Linked DNA regions of Homo sapiens: region 2 is linked to region 1. Evidence: read pairs that join two places in POLR2A ChIA-PET (ENCODE). Cell type or tissue: OCI-LY7. All regions are shown on one strand. Each heading gives the region's core, and the rest is flanking DNA. Links, peaks and the distances in the headings are about the cores only.

What was found. Peaks named below come from ENCODE experiments on the same cell type or tissue, not always from the same donor. Only the 100,000 strongest peaks of a DNase experiment are listed, where the experiment ranks them.
Region 2: POLR2A ChIA-PET joins it to region 1 with 5 read pairs; 4 of 35 experiments call an interaction of 5 or more read pairs at or near these places.

The regions. Positions count from the first base shown.
Region 1 is chr10:113,040,002-113,051,980 of GRCh38, forward strand. TCF7L2 (transcription factor 7 like 2) reads left to right here. Exons shown (of 15, transcript NM_001367943.1): 5 at 24-125. It overlaps SNORA87 (small nucleolar RNA, H/ACA box 87), which reads left to right and starts at 5,354; the gene lies at 5,354-5,575. RefSeq lists an enhancer at 4,054-5,052. In OCI-LY7, for the core only: no CTCF peak of the experiment used is centred there; no DNase peak of the experiment used is centred there.
Region 2 is chr10:112,975,026-112,987,004 of GRCh38, forward strand. All of the region lies in intron 4 of TCF7L2 (transcription factor 7 like 2), which reads left to right. Among named protein-coding and RNA genes, the nearest start is that of TCF7L2, 31 kb to the left of the region's middle. RefSeq lists a silencer at 6,722-6,771. In OCI-LY7, for the core only: no CTCF peak of the experiment used is centred there; a DNase peak (open chromatin) is centred at 6,666; H3K4me3 peaks cover 745 bases.

The DNA of each region.
Region 1 (11,979 bases), core at 3,279-7,278:
TCACTTTTGTTTCCTCTCGCCAGTATCTCCAGATGAAATGGCCACTGCTTGATGTCCAGGCAGGGAGCCTCCAGAGTAGACAAGCCCTCAAGGATGCCCGGTCCCCATCACCGGCACACATTGTCGTAAGTAACCTCCCAGAGATGATGGCTTCCTTTATTGAGGGGGTGAAAAAGAAAATGCTTTTTTGATGATAACAGGCCTTATTTGTCATTTTTTTCTTTCTTTAAACACATTTTCTTTGGAAATATTGTTGGGTATAGTTTATATCTATAAGGTATTCATTTTCTGCTATTGGACCTTAATGATTGTAACCTACCTGGAAATTTTACAAACCTTTCCTCCACTCTTTTCCATGTATTTGGTTAAAATCTAGCCTTGTGGGCTCTAGTTTATAGGACACAATCACCATGGTATGGAGGAGACTAGAGGTGGTATCAAAGCAGTTATAAAAATACATTCAGGGCAGGTGAAGTGAAGAAGAGGGAATTAGAAAACTCAAAAGGGGGTCCTGGATTTGAAACTTGCCTATTATCCTCTCCCCCAATTTATCTTAATATTTGTTGGCAACATTCTACACTAACATTAGAAAAATTTCATCTGGGCTGGCTGACTTGTAAACCTAGAGTAGAAATGAACTTTGAAAGGCTAAAATGGAATTTAATCTATACATCCATGGCTTTGAAAGTATGTAGGTTTGATAGAGAAAGCATTTGTTTTTAGTACTAAGAGACTACAAGTGTGTGTCTACATATATTTTTAATGTATTTTCTTAGGGTTTTGTAGGCTCTAAGAGTGGAATTTATAAATTAACCTCTTGAGAAGATAGCTCAGCCTTATTTGAAGATTCCCTTCTATGTATTTATATCATGAGCTGGACTTCATACTTTTGAAATAATTAATGGAAGGCATATTTTTATAATGAATCCATCCATGACAGGTAGAATTATGCAAAGCATGAATCAATCATGGGTTTTTCATTTGAGTATCACAAAATGTTAATCATAAATACATTTTGCCTCTATATTGTAATTTCTAAAAATTGCAAAATAAGTTTCTTAAGTAGAAAAATCTTAAGATGCATTCTGCCATTTTGGGCTAACTGCCTCCTTATTTTGGAGCTTGCTGTAATTGAGCATGTGTTATTTAATGAGTTATACCTCTGTCATATGTGTGTGTTTATATCACAAAATAACTTATTTTTATAAAACCATATTTTGAGTCATCATTTGTGACAATGTCTTCTTTTCTCTGGTATAAATGAGGCATGTAGAAAGAAGATTGACATTTGCTAGAAGCTTCCCCTTTCCTCTAACTCCACAATAAAATGGATGCTCATAATTACATCTGCTCCTATAAGGTCAAGATTTCAGGGCTGGAAGTGACCTTAGATCATTTAGGCCCAACTTGCCCTCAGGAAAGGAAACTGAGGCCCAGAGATGCCTTAAGTGAATTGCCCAATGTCACACGCTGAGTCAGTGGCCAGAGCAAGGCTTGGATCCAGTTCTCTGCTCCCTTTCCAGAGCCTTGTGATGTCTTCTCTCCTACAGGAGGTGAAAATAACTGCTGTGGCTGGTTCTGTTTTGCTGACTGTAAATTGGGTCATGGTCAGGGACAGTGCATAGGTGTAAAGAAGTTGCTGGTTGGGGGTTCTAATGCAGGTTTCTCCAAAAGTGAATGCCCTGTTAAAAAAAAATTCTTAACAAATATACAGAGATTTTTTTTTTAAAAAAGTGTGACAGTTCTAGACACCTAGAGAGTAAAGTGAAGAAGCCTGTTTTCAGGTTTCCCGCCTCCCTGAATTTCCCAGCATGGTCCAGGCTTTGAAATTTATTTATCTGCTTTTGGCAATGGTTGATGGGAATTTCCCACATTTATTTTTTAGCTACAGAGAAAGGACATTATCTTTAAAATCTCTTCGTTGTTCTCTCTCTTTGAGTGAGGAGAGAAGATGTGAATCCTGGCAGTGGTTCAGAGTGGACACAGCCCCTGTGTTTGTGGCATAGGCTCTGTGGGCCCCATGCCAGGGAGCAGTACCCCCGTGTAAAGGAGTGGGGGTTTGTCCATTTGGATAGAGCAAAGATCCTCCACCTCAAATCCCACAAGAACAGTTGCCACAACCTGGGCCCTAAGCATCTCATTTTCCTATGTAGAAATTAATGATCTGGAGGAGATGGCAAAACATTCCTTCCAGAGCCTGTGTGGATTTTGGCCAGGGGTGCAGCAAGGGGGCTTAGGCACCTTTTTCCTCTGCTGTGTCTTAGCAGGCGTGTTGACCATAGCAACTCCCCTGGGGCATACACACCCTCTTGTAGATGGAGACCTTTGTCCAAAGCAGCCACAGCTGGCAACTGTCTACAATCTTTTGGGCTTTCTGCTGTGCTCAAGGGGATCTGGGAATGGCCATTGCCTAGAGGGGATGGGCTGGTGGAGGAAGGTGGGCTCTGGGAGCCGGGGAGAAGGGAAAAGCCATGAATTTGGACAAAAGGACAAATGTGGTTTACATTTGTGAAATACTTGAATGCTTGTCATGAATGGTGACTTTGGTTCTATGAGTCAGCCCTGTGATGGGGTATTTCTGCAGTCTTCACCTGACACCAGGGGTGAGAAGGAGGATTTCTGGGGAGGAGGAAAGAGTTGAGGGAGATAGGAAAGTAGAGTGGAAGAAAGGCCTTGCGTTGTTGACCTCTATCCACCTGGTCACCTATAGTTTTTGGGATTGAGGATGCATACACCTTGAGACTACAAATTTATGATTATATTTTTGCTGAACATAAGGCAATGTGCCAACCAAAACCAGCTGTTCTTTGGCTGGTACAGTGTGTCTTTGTTTGTAAAGGGTGCATTCTGAATGGTGGCTGATACATCATTTGGGTCTTTGTACAGTTAAACATTGGCCAGAGGGTCTGGTTCGTGTTTAGAGTCGCCGATGAAGGGCTAACTTTTCTCCAGACACTTGGGGCTCTTGTTCACACTTTGCTTTTCACTCTTTTAAGTAAGACATAGTCACATCACAGTGTTTCATCAGACATGTTTCAAAATAATTGTCTAAGGATTGCTTCTTAATTTCCCCGAAATTTGGAATTGTTGTAACTTTTGGGCCAAGCTATTTCATAATTATTTCTAATGTCTCGCTTGAAGAATAGGGATGTATTCAGTGTTGATTATTAATCATTCGAAACTACAACTTTACAGATTGCTAAGAAGAATAACTTCTTCCAGTACCCATATGGGGCAGAATCTTCACGTGGGAATTCAGAGCATTTTGTTGGACTATTTTAATCTGATTGGATTATTTTCATGTGGTATGTGGGTTACCACATTAGAAACGATTGATGTGTAGAATAAATGTTCTTAACAAGTGGAGGTCAACTTATCAAATGATATTTACATTAAGAATAGACTCCACAAATTTTAGTTCCTGTAGCTGATATAGCATCTCATTTGTTATATAATCCAGTGATTCCTAATCTGTGTTCAGAGGAGAGAGGAAATCGATTGCAACAGGGACGATGCCTTCATTGGCTGGCCCAAAACTGGGAGTTTATACAAGGCGTCAGTCTTTGCCTTCCTCCTCCCTGCCTTCCCTCTTCCTTCTTCCTTCCCCATACTCCCCAACAAATTCATGGACTTCTTAACAACTCAGAGACATTAGCCACAAGTTCCAAGACACCCCCACCCCCCAGCCTCCCCAGTCCTATTTTCGCATTCATATAACTAAACTCTTTTTCTTTCTTGGTGGAGTTTTGAAATTTATATTTTTAATTCTTTGCTCCCTTTTTTCCTCTTACAAAATGAGTGCCAAGCAGCTAAGTTGTGCTGAGTGGTAGAGTTTGAGTCAGTCTTGGCTGGTAAGCTGTGGGGTTAGGAGCCGCTCCCTGGATACCACCTCTGGTGTCTTTGCTATACAAAGACTTTCATTTAGCCTCCTTTGTATCCAGCAAAAAAAGATTCAGTACCCAAAATGGTGGTATTTTGGTATAGTATGTATCTTACAAAACGGCAAAAGACTTCAAAAGTTCCTACAATTTTATCTTGGGGGTTTCCTTTTGAAGTCGATGTAGAATTTTACCTTGGGGTGGATTTTTTGTACTTCTTGGTCTGGTGTGTTTTGTTGTGTAATGAGCATGGAGGTGTGGGATAAGAAAGCAGACTGAATCCCGAGGAACAAAGCCTGCCAGACTGTGGTGGTGTACTTTTCTTGTTGTTATTGCTTAAATGCTGCAAGAGAGTGGAAAACTCTTACGAAATAATGCACGATGGGTAGAACTTCAGAGAAAATCTCTGCCGTCTACCCTGTGCATTTTCGAGGAAGCTCAGAGGGCATGCTGAACCTTTGCTTTTTGTTTCTGAAGAGTTCAGGGGAACCTACCCATAATTAATTTTTTAAAACACTACCTAGAGAGCACCCTCTTGGTTATTAAACACATGCGCTGTTTCGATGGGATGTTTGACCTGGATTGTGGATGCTTGCTGGGACGTGGCATGTGTTGGGAGGCTCTGTGCTGCCTGCTGAGCACCAGCAAAGCCACAGTGGCCCCTACCTCTGTGGGAGGCCCTGTGCCAGGTGCCCTCAAAGAGTAGGGGGCCCATGAGGGTATGACCAGGGGGACCTGATTTCGGCTGAGAAGTTGGCGGGGATTACAGGCCTGGGCGGCTCCCTGAGGAAATTGCATTAAAAATGAGATCTGAAGGCTTGATTGGGGTTGGCCCAATGAAGGGATAGGAGAAGGGATGGGGAGTGGGCAGAAGGAAACACATGTGTGAAGGTCCTCAAGGGAAAAGTGCTTGGCTTGGACAGAGGCAGGAAATCAGGTAGGAGGCTAGAGGTCGGGCAGGGCTCCGGGAGAGTGACTTGGGGTGCAGCATATGGTGAGGATCTGACACTGGGGAGTCATTTGAGCAGGTTGGCTGTTTCTGTAGGAGCGTGTGTTAAGCTGCTGGCAGTGGGGATGGTGAAAATAGAGATGTGGAGGAAACAGCAGCGGAACTTGCTGACAGGTTAGATATTGGCATTGAGGGAGAAAGGAGAGTCAAAGGTAGGTAGATGGAGATGCTTCACTGAGTGGGGAGTATTGGAGGAGGAGCAGGTTTGGGGTGGAAGCGTTGTCCTTTTAGAGAGATTGTATTTGCCATTGATTGATTCATTCATTGTTTCTGCAAATATTTAGTGTGGGAAAAAGCATGCTAGACACCAAGAGAGAGTGGAGTCAATGAAGAACGATAACAGCAACAAAGACTGTAGCGCTTCCTATGCGAGGCTTGTTCCAGTTGCTTCAGAGGCTGTGTTACCCCTGTTCTAGAGAGGAGGAACTAGGCCCAGGGAGGTGGGGATTTGCCCAGTCGTGGGAGTCAGGATGTGAAACAAGGCACCCTGGCTCCAGAGCACACCGTCCTCTCAACCACTGCAGAGAAGCTGGGAAAGAGACAAATAAGTGGGTGCTTAGAGCACAATGTGTGTGGTGTGCCAAGAGCAGCTGGGAGCCCTGGGACCCCCAGGGAACCCCAGCCCCACCTGGGCATGGTGGGCATGGCTGGAGGAGGCCTGCTGGCTTTGCTGGAGAGTGGGACATGCATCAAGGTGGCCAGAGACTGGGCTTCTGGGTGTCGTGCTGTGACTGCTGCAAAGGGCTCATTGACATATGGTGGGGAGGGCCAGCGTATTTTCTGCGGGCAGGACATTTGGGGGATATGGGGTGTGACCCTGTACTATCTAAAATCTTTTACTTCTGGATTATCTCCACTTTCTCTACTGCATATATACTTTGTTTTTATTTATTTTATTCATTTATCTATGACTCAGCCAGACTCTCTAAAAGAGTTGACTTGTGTTTCCTAGCAGCCACTGAGTCAGAACTTTCCCATTTCGCAGTCAGGGCTGTGGTCAGGGTGTCTGTGTTGTCTAAGGATATAAAGCAAGCCTTCGGGCACTACCAAAACATTATTTTATAAGGAGAACTATGAGTACCTAATAGGAAGAACCAGGCAATCAGGTTATCTTTTGGTGAGGAAGAAGTGGTAGATGGGATCATTGGTGCTTTGAAGGGAGTGGGTGGTGTAGACTCCAAAGTGTACATGGGGCCATGATAGAGTCTATGTCAGATGTCCAAAGCTTCCTTCTCTCCTCCCAGAAACTCTGTCCTCTGGTGAAGAGTTTTGAAGTTTCCTGAGGTTTGGGTTCATGGTGTGGCAGGTGATACCATGGCAATAGAAAATATCCCATCAAGAAGGATTGTGTGACCTCAGTTGTAGCCCCTGCATGTTGGAATCACAACAATTTGCAGGGCCTTAAAATCAAATGCCATTTCACCAACTGCCCTCCCCCGTTTTTTTCAGCACTGTTTGGTAGCTATCTGTTTCCCCTGATATTCTTGGACACTTCCAGAGATGGGGGCTCTATCTCCTGGTGGTAGACTGTTTCTTTTTGGTACAATATGAACTCTTAAGAGAGTTCTACCTTTAGGGAGCTGCAGTCTCTCTCCTGGAAATGCTCAACTCCTTAATTCATGTTTTGCTGTTAAATTCTGCTAATGCCTCACCTTACATGTCTTGACAATTTGAAGGTAGCTATTGTATTCCCCGCAACCCCAAGTCTTCTCTTCAAAATGATTATTAATTGTAATTCAAATCATCAGTGACTGGTATCTTAGACTACTTAAGGATGGGAATTGCTAATTTTGTATTTAAAAGTTGTACCTCTAAAGTAAGTGAAATTTATTTTTAAACGTAGCTTTCTTCATTCATAAAGTTTATGTTCATTGTAGGCAGTTTGGAAAACAGCCCATAATCTCACCACTCGGAGATTACATTGTGAATAATTTGGTATATTTCCTTTTAGAAATATACCAAATTATCCTTTTTTCCTCTGAGTGTATGAATATTTATATTTGTTTTTAACATACTTGAGCTCATAGTGCTCAGTATTTCCAACGTTCTGTTTATTTAAGATGAAAATTGCTGTAGTTAATAAGCACTTCCCCATGTCATTAAAATGCTTAAGGATTTTTAATGACCACATAACAGTCCATAATATGATTAAACCCCAATTTACTGAATCAATGCCATATTGTTGGGTCTTTAGATTGTCTCCTTTTGTTTCTGCTACTGTGAATGATCCTGTGATGATCATCTTTGTGTGTAAATCTTTGTCCCCTCGCCCCCTCCCCTTTTATTATTTTCTTGGGATAGACCCCAGGACAAAAGGTAGAAAAGAACAAAGTGTTAAAAAATTTCTTGATACATAGCCACAGATTATTTTCCTGAAAGTTCTCAACATTTATAACTACGAGCAGTATGTAAGAGAGTTATGGTTGGAATGATTTTAATGTCTCTGGGGAATTTAACAACAAAAAAACTTTAGGCTTCTTTGGAGAGAGACATGCCCTTAACTCCACCCCGCCCTAGAACAGAGACCCAGCCCATCCAAGTCAGCCTCCCCAGGTCCTCCACCTTCAAAACAGGCAAACGAAATCATTTCTTGAATAATTGGTAGGCTTCAAGGTCAGATGTTTATTTTAGATAATTCACAGCATAAATTTATATGTTTTAGGTACCTTAGCCCCTGAATATACTCAGTTCATTTAGGACTATTTTAGAGGTCTTGAGTTTACTCTTATAACCTCACATTTTTTTGTGAATTTTTAGTTCTATTATCTTTGTTTTCATGGCATATTATTGGGCAAAGATACTATTTATTCGATGCTATGTGTGAGCTGGGTCAGGATTATGACCCTGAGTTATGTTTCTGGGAAAATGTACCCACTTGTCAAAGATGCCGTTGGCTCCTGTGATTAAGGTCAGCCCACAATGAATGTGGGGAGGGCTGGCAGCCTCTCAAATCAGCTCTTGACCATTTCTCAAGCTGGGGCCTGTTGTGCTTGGGGGAAGAGTCTTTGGCAGCTCAGCTCGGGGCTAGCGTTTCCTGACATTTGTTTCGCTGAATGTTAACAAGGTTACTGGAAAAAAGGGTTCTCTCCTAAAATAGGTTTAGGGAAGCACTGGGATATGCGAAGTGAATGAGTTTCTTTAGGGCAGGATCTTGACTCTGCAGGGGGCTTGGAGGCCTTCCCTAGAGTGGGGCTTCCTAACACTGCAGAGCTCTTCCCAGGACGAGGGGCAAGATTGGGACCTACTTTGGAAGGTTGTTTTTGTTTCGGCACCTGCTCTGTTTACGAAGCGTGGGAGCCTGTTTTAAATTAATGTGCGCCTACTTAGAGCTACACTCATGGTTTTGACTATGTTTATCTTTCCAGTAAATAAAACAAAATTGTTCATTTGGCACCCAGCCTGTCCTGCTTGTCATTTCTTGTCTTGCTGATTAACTCTATGGATGGGGCATGTTTCTCCAACCAGATTGTAAGTTTCTTGAAGCCAAGGAGCCCTGTGGTTGATTTCTTCACATGTGGCTCTCTCTCCTCCCACAATGGTGCTTCGTTAATTAAGCAGAAAACCCATCTCTGGTTAGGGACTGGAGTTGATTTCGTTTGGAATGAGTGTGACTTCATCATGACCTGAAAGTGTTCAGAACCATCTTGGTTAGCACAAGGGCGTGGACGTGTGTCTACTTTCTACCTGATGGGATAGCATGTTTAATTTGGGGTTATGACACTGAATGGTTTGCCAGTAACTTGCTAATCCAACCTTATACATTCCAGCTCACAGTGGAGCGTGTCTAATTGCCACAGCAGCATTTATGTGGAACGTGGTTGCACAAAAGCTCCAGAAAGTCAGGCTGAGGGCTCCTATCTCTCCTCAATCTTGGTTTACGATGTCTGTTTCTGAGGAATCCTGGGATGGGGCCACTGGCTCTTTAAGAGAGAGCCCGATTTGGAAATCTAGGACTTGATTGTTGATTATGGGCAATAGATACATTTTAAGAATGATGTTGTAGGCTGTATGAAGTCATTTGATGATTGTTTTGTTAATGGCTTGCAGGTCAGATTTTCATCTTTTTAAATTAATTATCATAGAAGGAGAAAACAACTGGATTTCAGAATTGTCCCTTGAGGTGTACTGGAAACTAAGGCGTGAGGGACTCATAGGGGTCTGGCTTGGAAAGTGTATTGCTATGTCCAGTTTACACATAAGGATGTGCAAATCCAGCAGGTTAGCTGAGCTGCCCAGGAATATCCAGGCAAGAATGACCATATTCTGATAATTACTCAGGCCTCTGCCTCATCTCCGCTGCCCCCCCGCCCCCTGACTCTCTTCTGAGTGCCAGATTCAGCCTCCATTTGAATGCCAAATAGACAGGAAATTAGCATGCCCAGAATCCACGTCTTTAGTGCACTCTCTCCCCAGCTCCAAACCTGTTACTGCTTGTGTTCAACATCTCAGTAAAGCTCAACAACATCGACCCATTACTTAGGCCTCAAACCTTGGGTGGCATCGTCGATTGCTCTTTTCTTTCATACCCCACATTCAACCCATCAGCCCATCCCACAGGCCCAAGTGTGTCCTCTCTACCTTCAAAGCGTGTGTGGCATCCACCGCTTATCACCACCTCTGCCATTACCACTGGAGTCCAGTGCCATCATCTCTCACTTGGATGTGGCCAGAGTGTCTTTGCTGGTCTCCTTCTTGCTTCCTACCTTTGTAACAGCCTATCATCTATCTCTGGTCTCCATAGCTCACTCCCATACTTTGAGAGGGCCTTTGAAAGCCTTAGACAGATCATATCACAGACCTCTATACTGAAAGTCGGGATAAATTTTATCTCTGGAAAGAGTCCCAAAGCAGCGATGAACAGATATTTTGTCCTGTCACTTGATGAAGAGGTGGGGCTTTGAGACCCAAGAGCTTAGAATGGAGAGCCTAGATGCCACTAAGCCCAGGCACTGGCCATGCTTCGAGTGGAGCTTTTGTGCTGGTGGAGGAGAGATGGCTGGGGGACACCTGTAGGCTGAGCAAGTCCCCGTTCATCAGACCCTGGCTCATCCAGCAGGGCGTGGCTGATGTTTTCAATGTTGTATCCTGAGTGGGACCCAGATGCTTCCCAACTGTGCCACATCTGAGCCCTGCATGCCATCTGTCCAGTTGCAGCCTGACTGCAATGTGAGGCTGCTGAAGAGCTCTGGATGGTGTGAAGCAATCTGTTTTCTAGCCCGAGCCTGCATAGCTGGTGGATCCTGGACCGTGATTAAGTGCATCACCTAGGCTTCAATGAGATGGAGTCACTGTGTGTCCAAACAGTGGGATAAAGGCTTTACTCTTTGTCTTCCTGCTCTGAGGGCACAAGCTGCTTGTTTCTCTCACAAGGACACCGTCTGTGTTGCTCAGGTGCTGGGGTGAAAAAAACAGCAAGCATTTGAAAAGGCTGAAGAAGGAAAGAAAGCTGAGAGCGGTACAGCCTTGGGGACTGAGCCATCCCATTGTCCCAGAGGTGGGGGTGTTATCAAGACCTGTTTTTGAGCCATACCTCTGACTCTTCCTGGAAAGTTAGACCCAACTCAAGAACACACTAAGAGAAGTGTTTCCCCCTAGCCCTTTCAGATTGAAAGGAGACGCCAACCTTGATGGGTGGAGGTAGAAAATAAAGTCCCAAAACAGTGTCTTGTAAGCGAAGGGGAACATGGCTGGGCAGAGGGCTTCTGGTGAAACTTTTGGGAGTATTCAGTTGGAACTCAGGAAAAAAAAATTGTTTTTTTGGAAAGAGGTAGCAGCCCCCTTCAGCCAAAGCTCATAAATGAAGGAATGTCTGAGACTCAGAATTACAGTGACCAAGGCAAGACATTGTCAAAGGCTGAATAAGTGAGTTTGACTGACAGAGGCCATCTCCATTTTTAGTATATGGCCAAGCATCTTTCCCACAGTCTTCCTTGAGCCCCTTCCCATCCCACTTCTGAAAAGCACTGAGTTGGCCATTATTATGCTTTTTTCTTAAATTATGAAGTTGTTTTCAGGTATTGAGAATAACACCCAGGTGCTGAACTCCCAGCATAAGAAATCAAACATTCAAAATGGAGTAAGGTTCTGAAGCTGACATCTGTCTCTACACATTTTTTTTTTTCTGATAATGGCATTTCCTATCTCCACCCTCACTCTTTTTGTTGTGGTGAACTACACTTCCCTTGTTCCACTCGGTTCTGTTGCACATGTGATTAGGCAAGGGGCAGATATGTGATATTTATTATGAGTCTTTTCCACGCAGAGAGGATCTAAATCTGGCTCTTTGCAATTGCCTTCATACATGTGCATACACACCACACACACACACACACACACACACACACACACACACACAGACACATACATATGCACACACCCCGACTCAATGGAGGACCCTCATTTGTAGAAGGGTAAAATGGGTGAGGCGGAAATGCCTGTATGGCACCATGGAGTTCTGTGTAGCCAGTTCTAATCCTGGGCTATTTGGTAAGGAATGAAGTTGGAGATAGTCTTCTGTCCCTTACAACCAAAGGAATTCTAACTAATAGTTTGCCAAGTTTTATGTTTATAATAAAAAATGACATGCTTTTTCTTTTGGATTTTTAATGCTTTTGAATTAAAAATGCTAGAACATGAACTGATTCTTCTATCGCTATTTAGATAGAGCCTTGCAAGAGCAGAGCACGCATGCTTTCTTTAAGAACAGGTTGGTTTGTGGTCGTCTGAGGACTGTTTTAAGGAGACTTATTATACACAATCATCCCCCACAAATGATTTCTAAAGAGAGGCTGGTATGAAAGAAGGAGTTTCCATGATTCTGTCCTGTGGTTCTGGGGAATTCTGAAAATGAACTTTAGATATTTTTGTGAAATTCTTATTTTCATATTTTTGGTATCTCAGAGTTTTCTTTTCTGGCTTCTGTTTAACATACTCTTCTTTGCCCTAAATCTCTCTTATTTTTGCTCCTTGGGACAACTGAAGAATCCTTAGATAATTAATAGTATGAAATACTGCCCTTTTAGTTGAAAAATGTCACAATAATGTAATAAGATAAATAAGGAGGTGTCGCTTTAACCTGTATCGTGTAGTCTC
Region 2 (11,979 bases), core at 4,654-8,653, 64 kb before region 1:
TCAGTTAAACAGAAATGGCATTACCTGTTCCCGGGGGTTCCACCAAAACCACTGGTTGGATGGTAGTGTGTTTAATAGTTAATGAATACTACATTGAAATGTAAAAATAAAGTTTAAAAGTAGGTACGTGTACTATATTATCTCTATATTTATATGTTATAAAAAGAAACATTCACATCAAACATATGTGGAGTCTTTGAAGCATCTTCACAAAATCCTAGTGTTTTAAGGGGTGCAGCTAGGAAAATACTTGGTTATACCACATTCCACCCAGATTGAGGCTCGGTCTGGAAACTGGCATGTCTGTGTCTTTGGTTAGTAGTAGGGGCTGGATGAGATAGGATGACTTAATGCAGGACTTCTCAGCCTCAGCACTGTTGACATTTTGGGCTGGAGAATTCTTCGTTGCAGGGGACCATCCCGTGCATTGTAGGGTGTTTATTTTTAAATTTTATTTATTTTTATTTTTATTTGAGACAAGAGTCTCACTCTATTGCTTAGGCTGGAGTGCAGTGTTGCGATCTTGGATCACTGCAACTTCTGCCTCCTGGGTTCAAGGGATTCTCATACCTCAACCTCCCCAGTAGCTGGGATTATAGGCGTGCACCACCATGCTTGGCTAATTTTTGTATTTTCAGTAGAGATGAGGTTTCACCATGTTGGCCAGGCTGTTCTCAAACTCCTGACCTCAAGTGATCCGCCCGTCTCGGCCTCCCAAAGTGCTGGGATTACAGGCGTGAGCCGCCATGGTCGGCCTGTAGGGTGTTTATTTAGCACCATTCATTGACCTCTTCCCTCTTGATGCCACTGGCACCCAACAAAAATGTGACAACTGAAAATATCTCTAGACATTGCTGCATGTCCCCTGGGGATCAAAATCATCCCTTGGTTGAGAACCTCTGACTCAGTCTAATAGTTTAAAGCATGCATCCTACCATTGATATTATACTATATTACCTTTGCATTTTAAAGAAACAGGTACGAGTGGAGGTGAATAGTTCAGTTCCTGCTTCTGGAGTCAGGTATATCTATCTGGGTTTGAGTGTCGGCTCTGCTAAGCTTCAGTTTCCTAAATCTGTAAAATGGGGATAATGGCAGTACCTGTTTCTAGAGTTGGGAGATTAAACAAGGTAAGATATATAATGATCTGGGCAGTACGATGATACAGGGAAGCGTGCTTGATAAATGTAAGCTGCTATTTTTACCATTGAGGATTATGAAGTACTTGTTTGCACATTTAGAATATGCTTTATCCCAACATGCATTGTGTATTTTTTATTTCCTGTCAAGAGCATCACACATGATAAATTTGATAACTTGGACTATCTTTGCTGTGTAACAAAGATTTATGACTCCTATTCCTGTTGGTTGCTGTTTGCATTTCTCTTATGTCACTGAAAATTTTTTGCTGGGTCCTTGTTACATTTGACTAGAATATAAGCACTTCTGAAGGGCTAAGATTGTGTCTTACTCAGAGATTGTGTTTTACTCATATTTATATCCCTGTAGCACCATGCACTAATTTCCTGGGACATCGTAGGTGTACAACTAGGGGTGTGAATGTGTTTGAATATCTAATTGTGGGCAGAAAGGAAACAGTATATAAGTGAGATTGGGGTAGGTGTATATTAGAGGTAACAAAGTGTGCTTTTAGAATTTTTAAATAACAGCCCCTTTTATAATATGAAAGACCAAAAATAATTTGTTTTTGTGCTCAGCCAGGTAGTTTGAGATGAGTGTTCGACCACTTTGTCAACTTGGTGTTCTTTTCCACGTATCTTAGATTTTGATTCCAGCTCTCCATCAGTGCGTGAATTTGCACTGCTGTCTTAGAGACTATGGCATCATCCAAACAGTGGTAACTATGGTTGGACTGGTGTCTATTTCTATGACCATCTTCTGATTTTCAGAATGCTTAGAGGTTAGTTGGCTTTTAAAAGCAATATTACCTTTTTTTTTTTTTTTTAAATGTCAGGCAGCATTACCTGTCAGATCATAATATTTTCATACACTTTGACAATTGTCATTCATTCCTGCAGGGGACTTCAAAACAAATTTTAAACAAGATGTTTTCCTAATTGTGGATGGATGAGCCTGCACAGACAGATTCATTCTTTTCTCTTTCCAAACCTCGTGCCTCCCAGATTTTTGAGGTTGAGATGAAGCACCAGAATAAATAGCTTTGGTTGCAAACCAGAAATCTTCCAAGGCTTGAAAATGGATGTGTGTGATAGTAGCCCATTCTAGGGGTACTGGAAGATTCTTCTCACTAGGGCTTTGGTGAGGCTGCCCTGTAGGGAAGAAGTCTTGTGTCAACAGTTTTTAAGTTGATTCAGTAAGCATTGTTGATGATTGAAATTGAAGAATTGTGAAGACAATTCATCTTGAGGAACAGAGAGCATAGGGTGTGAGCCAGGCTGCTGGGAGCAGACATTGACATACGGGCCGTCATCAAACTAATTGTTGTTTGAATTACCTGTTATGATCCGATGACAAATCTGCCTTGCTCCTGCCACTGGAGCAGAAAATGTAGCTTGAACTGGCGTGATGTTAGCAAGTGTAAACTGTACTTCAACAAGATGGATAAACCCAATTATGGGGCAGACCTGTAGAGAGAAAATCCATTTAAATCTCATAATGTTAAGCAGAGCTGTGTTTAATTCATTTGGACCAATTTGGGAATGATGTATGAGTGTTGGTGAACATTAGTCAAAGAGGGGACCACTTGGGGGAAAGGGATGTGCCGATGCCGCAGGCCACTCGGGGGAGGCAGCTGGGGTGTCGTCTCAGCAGCCTGCACTAATGGCGGGGAAAGGCAGCAATGACCAAACGATGTACTGCCTGCTGTCGGGGAGCAGCGCTGTGTAAATAAACCAATAAGGAAAACATACGAAGCAGAAAGGAGAGGAGTTGTTTTTCCTAAATGCTATTGACAGCCCAAAACATAAAGGAAATTTGAGGTTCCCTTTCTCTATTTCTAAACCCTGAAACCCGTATGGGCTCTGCTAAGCCTTGTAACAGGAGGCCTAGAAAAAGCTCTTGCCAGAAAGCTTAATGATGATTTGAAAGAGAGAAAGAAAAAGGACAGCTAAATTTAAATTGATATCTTGGGGCATTTGATTCTCTATTGGAAAACAGTTAAGAGGGATTATTATTTTGAAATATATGTCTTATGCATATTTGAAATGGAGTCTAGAAGGTCTTGTCTATTTAAAAATCTCCCTCTCTATTTTTTAATAGCTACTAAGTGGTGACCCAGCTTTGCACATAGTGGGTGCTGAATGTATACTGATTAGGTGAATGAAAGCATTGAACTTGAGAGGCAGTTTTCAGAGCTAGATATTGGTGTTTTCTGTACCTCAAACTCATTAGGATGTATAAGGACCTCATATCCTAATTTCTCATAGTAGTCTTTTTTGGCTTTCATTCCCAGGAATTTTGTGATTTTTTTTTTTTTTGAGACGGAGTCTTGCTCTGTCACCCAGGCTAGAGTACAGTGGTGCGATCTCGGCTCAGTGCAAGCTCTGCCTCCTGGGTTCATGCGATTCTCCTGCCTCAGCCCTCCCGAGTAGCTGGGACTACAGGCACCTGCCACCACGCCTGGCTAATTTTTTTTTTTTTTTTTTTGTATTTTTAGTAGAGATGAGGTTTCACTGTGTTAGCCAGGATGGTCTCGATCTCCTGACCTTGTGATCCACCTGTCTTGGCCTCCCAAAGTGCTGGGATTATAGGTGTGAGCCACCGCGCCCGGCCAGATTTTGTGATTTTTATATAATAATATATGATTCCACTTCTTTTAAAATATACATATATATTTTTATTATACTTTAAGTTCTAGGGTACATGTGCACAACGTGCAGGTTTGTTACATATGTATACATGTGCCATGTTGGTGTGCTGCACCCATTAACTTGTCATTTACATTAGGTATATCTCCTAATGCTATGATTCCACTTTTTATCCCTACTCCTACATTGTTGGTTTTGCCAAGGATGTTCTTAGAAGACTCCAACCCTCTTTTATGTGGGGAGGAGGTGCTAAAGCCCCCTAGTGAGTTGGTATTGTTTTTTTTCTCTTTTGATTTGGGGGGTTTTCATCTTTCATGGAGTGGACTGGCCTTGGAGACTTCGCCTGTTGAAAGGAGAACTTAAAAGACTGGAGTGCATAAGGAGCTTGGCAATGGACCGCCAAGACATTCATGGTTGTGCACTCTTGCCTCAGTACCCATAAATCTAATGATTGGAAGTGCTGGGTGTAAGTGGAGGTTAAAGCCCTAGAATTTGTTTTCTGTAACTGGGGACAGTTCATTGTATGAGGTCATGGTGCACATTGAGTGCCCATTCCGGGCACATCTTTTATCCCAGAGTCAAATTCGTTAGGATTTTATACCACTTTCTGGCGTTCTCCAAGTTTCAGCTTAGTTGAAGAACCAGTAAAAGAATGACAATAGACTGGGTGCGGTGGCTCATGCCTGTAATTCCAGCACTTTGGGAAGCCGAGGCGGGCGGATCACTTGAGGTCAGGAGTTCGAGATCAGCCTGGCCAACCTGGTGAAATCCTGTCTCTACTAAAAATACAAAAAATTAGGTGGGTGTAGTGGCATGCACCTGTAATTCCGGCTACTGGGGAGCTGAGGCAGGAGAATTGCTTGAACTGGGAGGCGGAGGTTGCAGTGAGCAGAGATGGCGCCACTGTACTCCAGCCTAGGTGACGGAGCAAGACCCTGTCTCAAAAAAAAATAAAAAAAATAAAAAAAATAAACGAAGACCTCACAGTTATGTTTCAACACTATGAATTCTGAGAATCTGAATTTTCTGATCTAGTTACCAGTAGAATGTACGTAAAATACTTTGAGAAAATTTAAATTAGCATCTCCACCAAAAAGCCCCAGCACATTTAGCCCATGATTTGACCTGCCCAATGGGAGTCTTCCAAATCATTTAAGAACAAGTAAGTACTATTAATTAAATGAACTTGGAAGAAACATATCAGGATGTGCTTCCAAATCTGAAGGTATTTGTGCTGAAAGAATCATCTGTTGTGTTCCATGAGTTTTATGGGGGACTCTGTCTGGTTTGGCTCAAAAGCATTTGTCAGGTTTATACTCCTGAGGGTGGGGTATACACAGTGTGAACTGGGCAGGCAGTGAATAAGGGAATTTCTGGAGAACAGACCCTTAAGGAAAAGAAAGCCTCCGCTTTGCGGGTTAGAATGGCCAGTGTATGTTGGGGGCAAGTCTTTTCAGGGCCTTCTGTGGTTTTTGTCCTGGTGAGCTTACTGCTTTCTGATGTAATAGCAAAGCTGAAATCTTGCAGTAATGTGCAGAGAGGAATTTTTGTCCTTTGGATTAGCTTCTAAGATATAAATATATAGCAAAAGACCCAGGGCTACTTAATTTGATACAGAAATGAAATGGTGAGTTATCTAGATAAGGGCTTGATTGATTTATGAAATGTATCAGACTCAATTCAGGAGTGTTCCGGGAGTCACGAAGTTCGGAACTAGATTCTTACCCTTAAAATCAAAAACAAACCTCCCCTGCTTCCCTCCTCCTGGTCTTAAGTCACTAGTTTTTATTCTGGAATCCAGCGGCATTTGTTTCTTTTTTTTTTTTTTGAAACGGAGTCTCACTCTGTCGCCCAGCCTGGATGGAGTGCAGTGGCACGATCTTGGCTCACTGCAAGCTCCGCCTCCCGGGTTCATGCCGTTCTCCTACCTCAGCCTCCCAGTAGCTGGGACTACAGGCATCCACCACCACGCCCGGCTAATTTTTTGTATTTTTAGTAGAGACGGGGTTTCACAGTATTAGCCAGGATGGTCTCGATCTCTTGACCTCGTGATCCGCCCGCCTCAGCCTCCCAAAGTGCTGGGATTACAGGCGTGAGCCACCATTCCCGGCCAAAGCATTTGTTTCTTAATAATTGCTGAAGAAGCCAAGAGTTTCCTGTTAATTAAAAAGAGAAATCACTGAAGCAATGTATAAAGACACTTTTTTCTTGAAAGAGAACTTAAAGGAAGATTTGAAAGTGTCCCTAAGCTAAGAACATTCTTACCAAACCACCAGTATGTTTTAGGCAGCCTGCTTTGCTTTGTGTTTTCTTGTCACTTGTTGCTGTTGCTACATTTTCATAATGGTGAAAGCAGATGAGAAATGTCTCCTCACAGAAGATACGATTTGTGAAGCTGTTTCTCTCTGAAGAATTGGCACTCAGGGCTTGAATTTGAGCAAGTAAAGGGCATCAATAATGTGATGGGCCCCTTTCCTTGGAAGAGACCCGTCCTCAAAAAAAAAAAAATAAAGAAAGAAAAAAAGGGGAAAAGCTGTGTTTTGCTTGGGTGACTTTTCAGCTTGGTTAAATTTGCCAGTTTATCTCTATCAGAAAATAAATCCTAATACTCCTGACATGATTTTGTCATTTTAGGATCGTTTAGGAAAAGCATCAAGTTAGTTTTTGCTGATTGGGTTGGTACCTCCGCCATCCTTAACTGTTTATTTAATAGTCATAAATTGAGAGTTTGGTGTTTCCTACCACCACCCTCTTTGGAATTTTTGGTCAAGATCATCTCCAGCCACCAAGTTTGCATAGCAGTGAAAGGAGCCCGACAATGACTTAAATGTGACGGGAACCAATGATGTGACTTGTAAAAAGTACACAGAGAAAACCACATGCCACATGCAAAGCAGATATGGTTTTGATTTCGGCCTCAGTGGTTCTCTTATCGTTTCTTTCGCCCTGAGAGTGGATTTTTATCTTTCGATCTGACTTCTGTTTTGGTCATGGTTTGTGGTTTCCTTTTGCCATCACAGCTCTTACATTTGGCTGCATGGGAACCAAAGTGACCAGGACTCCTGGTCGGTGGAAGTCTCAGGCAAGGCAGCCCCAGCATGCCAGCCCCCAGGAATATTGAGACTGCTGTGGCTTCAGAATTATTGCTCCTGTCCTGCTAACTCACAGGCTCCCCACCTGGGGATTCTTATCCCTCTGTCTTTGCTTCTTATGTAATACGTCTGTGGACTATTTTGGAAACATCTAGATGAACTTGTGATCGATCTTCCCATTCTATGTATTTCTCCTGGTTCCCTGCTTTTCTATCATCTCCTTTGGGAGGGAATATTTTTCCTCATTAACTAGTTTCCAGGTCAAAATTTCTCCATGAAGTATGAACTTTTCTCTATCCCAGTATTTAATTTCCACCACTTTTTTTTTTAAAAAATAACATAAGGCTGAAACTTTTTAATTGGGCAGGTTACTTAATTGCTATGTGGCTCTATTTTCTCATCTGTGAAAAGCAGGTTTACTGAGAAGACTGGCCTATCACGGGGATTCATGTGAGGCTCTGTCACAGGGGCCTAGTCCAGTACCTGGCACATAAGAAAGGTTTATTGGGTTTATGACTATTCCCAGTGGGGTGTTTCTGGGCAAACTGGGATAGCTGATCACCCTAACACAGTTGTTATTAAAACTCTTGCCAAGCTTACAAGTGGTGATATATTGTGGCGCATATCTCTTTTTTTCCCCGCTTGCTTAGTACCTCATAGCGGAATCTGGACTTGAGTTATTTCTCCTGAATAAGAGTAGTCCAGAATACCCTTTATTTTTGTTTTCTTCTTTGAGATGGAGTCTCACTCTGTTGCCCAGACTGGAGTGCAGTGGTGCGATCTTGGCTCATTGCAGCCTCCATCCACCTCCCGGATTCAAACAATTCTCCTGCCTCAGCCTCCCGAGTAGCTGGGACTACAGGCACGCACTACCACGCCCGGCTAATTTTTGTATTTTTAGTAGAGACAGGGTTTTGCCATGTTGGCCTGGCTGCTCTTGAACTCCTGACCTCAAGTGATCTGCCCACCTTGGCCTCCCAAAGTGCTGGGATTACAGGTGTGAGCCACTGCCCCTGGCCCCAGAATACCCTTTGAAGAGAGTTAGGGTGAAAGAGTCCATGTTGTGATATCATTTGTCTCCCCATGGAGGGAAACCAAAAAGCCTGGGGGTGAGATGGGACTTATAATTATTATTTAGCTTCTGATGGGCATGAAATTAGTGACAGCAAGGCAGGAATTTGTGGCCTTTTGGTTGTAACGTCTGCTCTGTTTTTGTTTTTTGTTTTTTTGTTTTTTTTTTGTCAGATTTCTGTTGCTTAATACTTCATTAAAAAAATAAATTTAGGCCGGGCACGGTGGCTCATGCCTGTAATCCCAGCACTTTGGGAGGCCGAGGCGGGCAGATCATGAGGTCAGGAGATCGAAACCATCCTGGCTAACACGGTGAAACCCCGTCTCTACTAAAAATACAAAAAATTAGCAGGGCATGGTGGTGGGCGCCTGTAGTCCCAGCTACTCCGGAGGCTGAGGCAGGGGAATGGTGTAAGTAAACCTGGGAGGTGGAGCTTGCAGTGAGCCGAGATCGCGCCACTGCACTCCAGCCTGGGCGACAGAGCGAGACTCTGTCTCAAATAAATAAATAAATAAATTAATTAATTAAAAAGTCATCCTTTTCAGTTCTCAAATGGCAGAGGTCTGCATCCTGCCTTGCGAACCTATTAACACTCCTTTCTTTCTTTATGTGGGGTTTCCCTTGGGCCTCTGTGGTCAGGCTATTGTTTGTCTGAGTTTGTAATAAGCGTGTAACAGCCTCCAATTTGCCTCAAAGACAAGTGGTGTTAGTTGGTTACTAGGGACAGGAGACCTTTGGAAATTGTGATTGGAAGCTAACTGTTCCAGGGTCCCTGGGTGCCTGTGTCGTATGGGAGAAGGCACTGGTGTTTCACTGCAGGTGAGTCTGTGCACACAGCATAGGTCAGCTTGTTGGAACTTTCTTGTGTGTCTCTCCTGAGGAAGCAATCAGTTAGTGGCCACGAACCCAGGCCTGTTCACACATAAACTTAGATGACAGTGGTGCAGTAGGGAGCTTGTCCAGAATGATTTATTCTCAAGAGTGGTGAAGACATAACTTCGATTCTCCCAGTCGACTTGAAAACAACCGTTGTTTTCTTTACACCTTCTGATTCCAGAAGGTACAGTTTAAACCTCCCTCATTTGCAGCAGGCTGAATTAAAACACAGTGCTTTGGGATCTATTTATTGCTATCTGTCTTTAAGCTTTCAGAAGCCAAAATGAAAAGAGAAATCAGAAAGCAGTGTTGGTCAATAGACTTTCCCCCCGTACTTACCTCCTTTTGACTTGGGGAGCTGTAAAACAGTAGGTTATACCTTCCCACCCTTCCCCAGCCCCCTTCAGAAGACTTGTGTTTCAGCAGGCTTTGTGAATCAGAAAGCTATGTTTTTGTTTTTGTTTTTTTTTGGCATTTGCCAGAACTCTATAGCTGTTCAGTGGCCTTAGGCTGCGGAAGGCCTGTTTTCCTCCCCTCCTTTACTCTAATTTGTCCCGGGCATTCTGGCTGATGGCATGGCTTTTTAGCAAGAGCAGTGCCTTACCTCTTTAATTGGTTAGTTCCTCTAAGTGATGATTTATTCCCTACCTATCAGAAATGTCTTAATTTACTTAATTGCATAGCCCCCCACCCCTTTTAAGTCCCCTCCCTCTAAAAAAAAATTAATACCAACAATAAAACTATTTCCCCAGGCAGTGCATTGTGAGATGAGGCATTTTTCTCTGGGGAGAACCTTGTCTTTGTGTATGGCAGTGGGGAAGAATTAATTAAGGGAGAGGATGAAGCTTAGTAATTGAAGTTAGGGGCCCAGGAGCTCTGAACACTCCTAGGTCTGCTATTAAATTATCTGGCTGCAGATAGCTGGTTCTCTGGGTCTTGGTTTGCTCATCTGTGAAATGCCCCCACAGGATGGATGCAGTGGTAAGACCAATTAATTAGAAGCCATAAAAGTGTTGTTTTATCTGAAGTTAAGCATTTTTGTTGTGATAAGGAGGCGTTCTGGGATGATGGATAAAACGCTTTGGCACTGAAGTCAGACGTAGCTGGGGACTCAAGTCAGCAGTGTCCGTTTATTGCCTGTGGGACCGCCCTGAGCCTTAGTTTTATCTATAAAATGGGGATAAAACCTCTCTCCGAGGATTAAATGGGATAACATGTACAGCGCCACAGTGCTGACACAATGGCCCATGCTAAGGAAAGAGCAACGGTGATTACTTTATTGGAAAGGAAATGATACCTGTGATCCTGGCAGGCTCTAGCTGTTGCTGGGGTACTTTGGTTCCTTTCACTTCTAGGGAAGGCAAGTGGCTACTTTGTGGTTGGTTTTCTTGTCTTTTCAAACTTCCATCTCTTCTGGTTAAATTTCTTCTGCTTCTCAGAAGCTGTAAGAGATGAACCCTATTCTCCTTGTCAGATGGATATCAAAATAGGGCTTTCAAATGGACTTCAGGATCCTTCCATGGGAATTCATTTGCTACCCATTTTCACTCTTATTTTAGTGACCCCCTCCCCCAAGACATATAATATATAAACACATACATTGATTTTCTTTCTTTTTTCTTGTATTACTACAAGGATCAGTTTCTTCTGGCCTAAGTCCAGAAACAACATGCCTGTCTTTTTTCATTGTTGAGGAAAAACAGTCTGAAGGCACCATAATTCCTTAAATTGGATTTCAATTCTTGATCCCCTTATGTTCGGTAAACAGAGTGTTATATGAAACATCATTGTTTAGGAGCAAGAGGCTGGCAGCCTTGCTTTTTTTTGGGTGGAAGGGTCCTCGATTGGAGCCTCCTGGGGCGAGGCTGTGGGTGGGGTCCCCTAGAGGTGAATGCCCCCCCCTTCACTTGGGATGGAGGCATTAATCCCTTTCCAAAAAATGCTGGTAGAAGTTGGGAGGGCTGCCTGTTAGTGAGCAGAGTTTAGCTTGGAAAGAAGCCTGTAGTTTGTGTGTGTGTGTGTGTGTGTGTGTGTGTGTGCATTCTTGTTAACTCTATTAGTGCCATGGGCAGCCGCTACTTCACTTGAAAGCTTTGGAGTTTCTATATTCAAATCAAAGTCACCCAGAAGCAAAGATGAAGGGGACAGTGTGATCTTCAAAGACGAGGGAGTAAAGAAGTAGTGGGGAATATTTTCCTGGGTAATTCTGCACCCCCGCTCCCACCTTTACAGAAACACTAAGAGCCTTAGCCACTTCCTCTTTCTTGGTGGTTATGTGGGTACTCAGGCTCTGGTCAAGTCATTGGCTGTTTATGGAGCAGGAGACAGATGACTTGGGAAAGCAACATGAAAATGTCTTGGGTTGGTTTTGAGCTTGCATGGGGGGAGTGAGTCAGTAGATGTTTCTCGGGTTCTCTCTCTTCCTCTCTTGCCTTTCCTCCTTTCTTTGAGCTTGTTTCGCTCTGAGAGTACAGGCTTGGCACCCACTTACCCAAGAACTGATTAGTTCCTAAAAGAAGCAGTGAGTTGATTGCTTACAGAGATGATGTAAGCTTTGCTCTGGGGTACATCAACTTGGATTTCTCATGCTTTATCTTATAAAGCCTAAATTAACAGCTGGTTTGGTTTGAGTTCTCTGGGATCTGACTAAGGGATTAGAGTCCATTCTCAAGTGAGTCAATCTAGTTTAATTTATTTCAGGTCTATCAAAAAAGATCAATCAAAGCTCTTTTGAAAGTAAAGCTATAATCGGTCTGCACACTTATAAGTCACTGTTGTTGCACTTGGTGTTTCTCTCTGGTGGAAAAATGCTCAGGCTGTGGTTAAGAGGATGTATTAGAGCATTTTCTGTGTACCTCCCTTTCTTGCAGCCTCCACACCTCCCTGGGAAGATTTTGAGGAAGTGTCATGTTTGAGAACCCCACTTAAGTGGGAGCTGCACTCACCTCCGTCTCCTTTTTCTCTGGGCATACTGGATCCCTGTTTTGGAAGTTTCTAGTTCAGTATAATTTTAATACCTGGACCTGAACAAGTCCAGCCTGTTTTATGTCACTGTTTTTGCTCCTGGGCTTTTTCTTGCAGATATTGGTGGGTGAAGACATGCATTGAATTCTTTCCAGAATGTCTGCTGTGAAGAATTACTCATGTCATT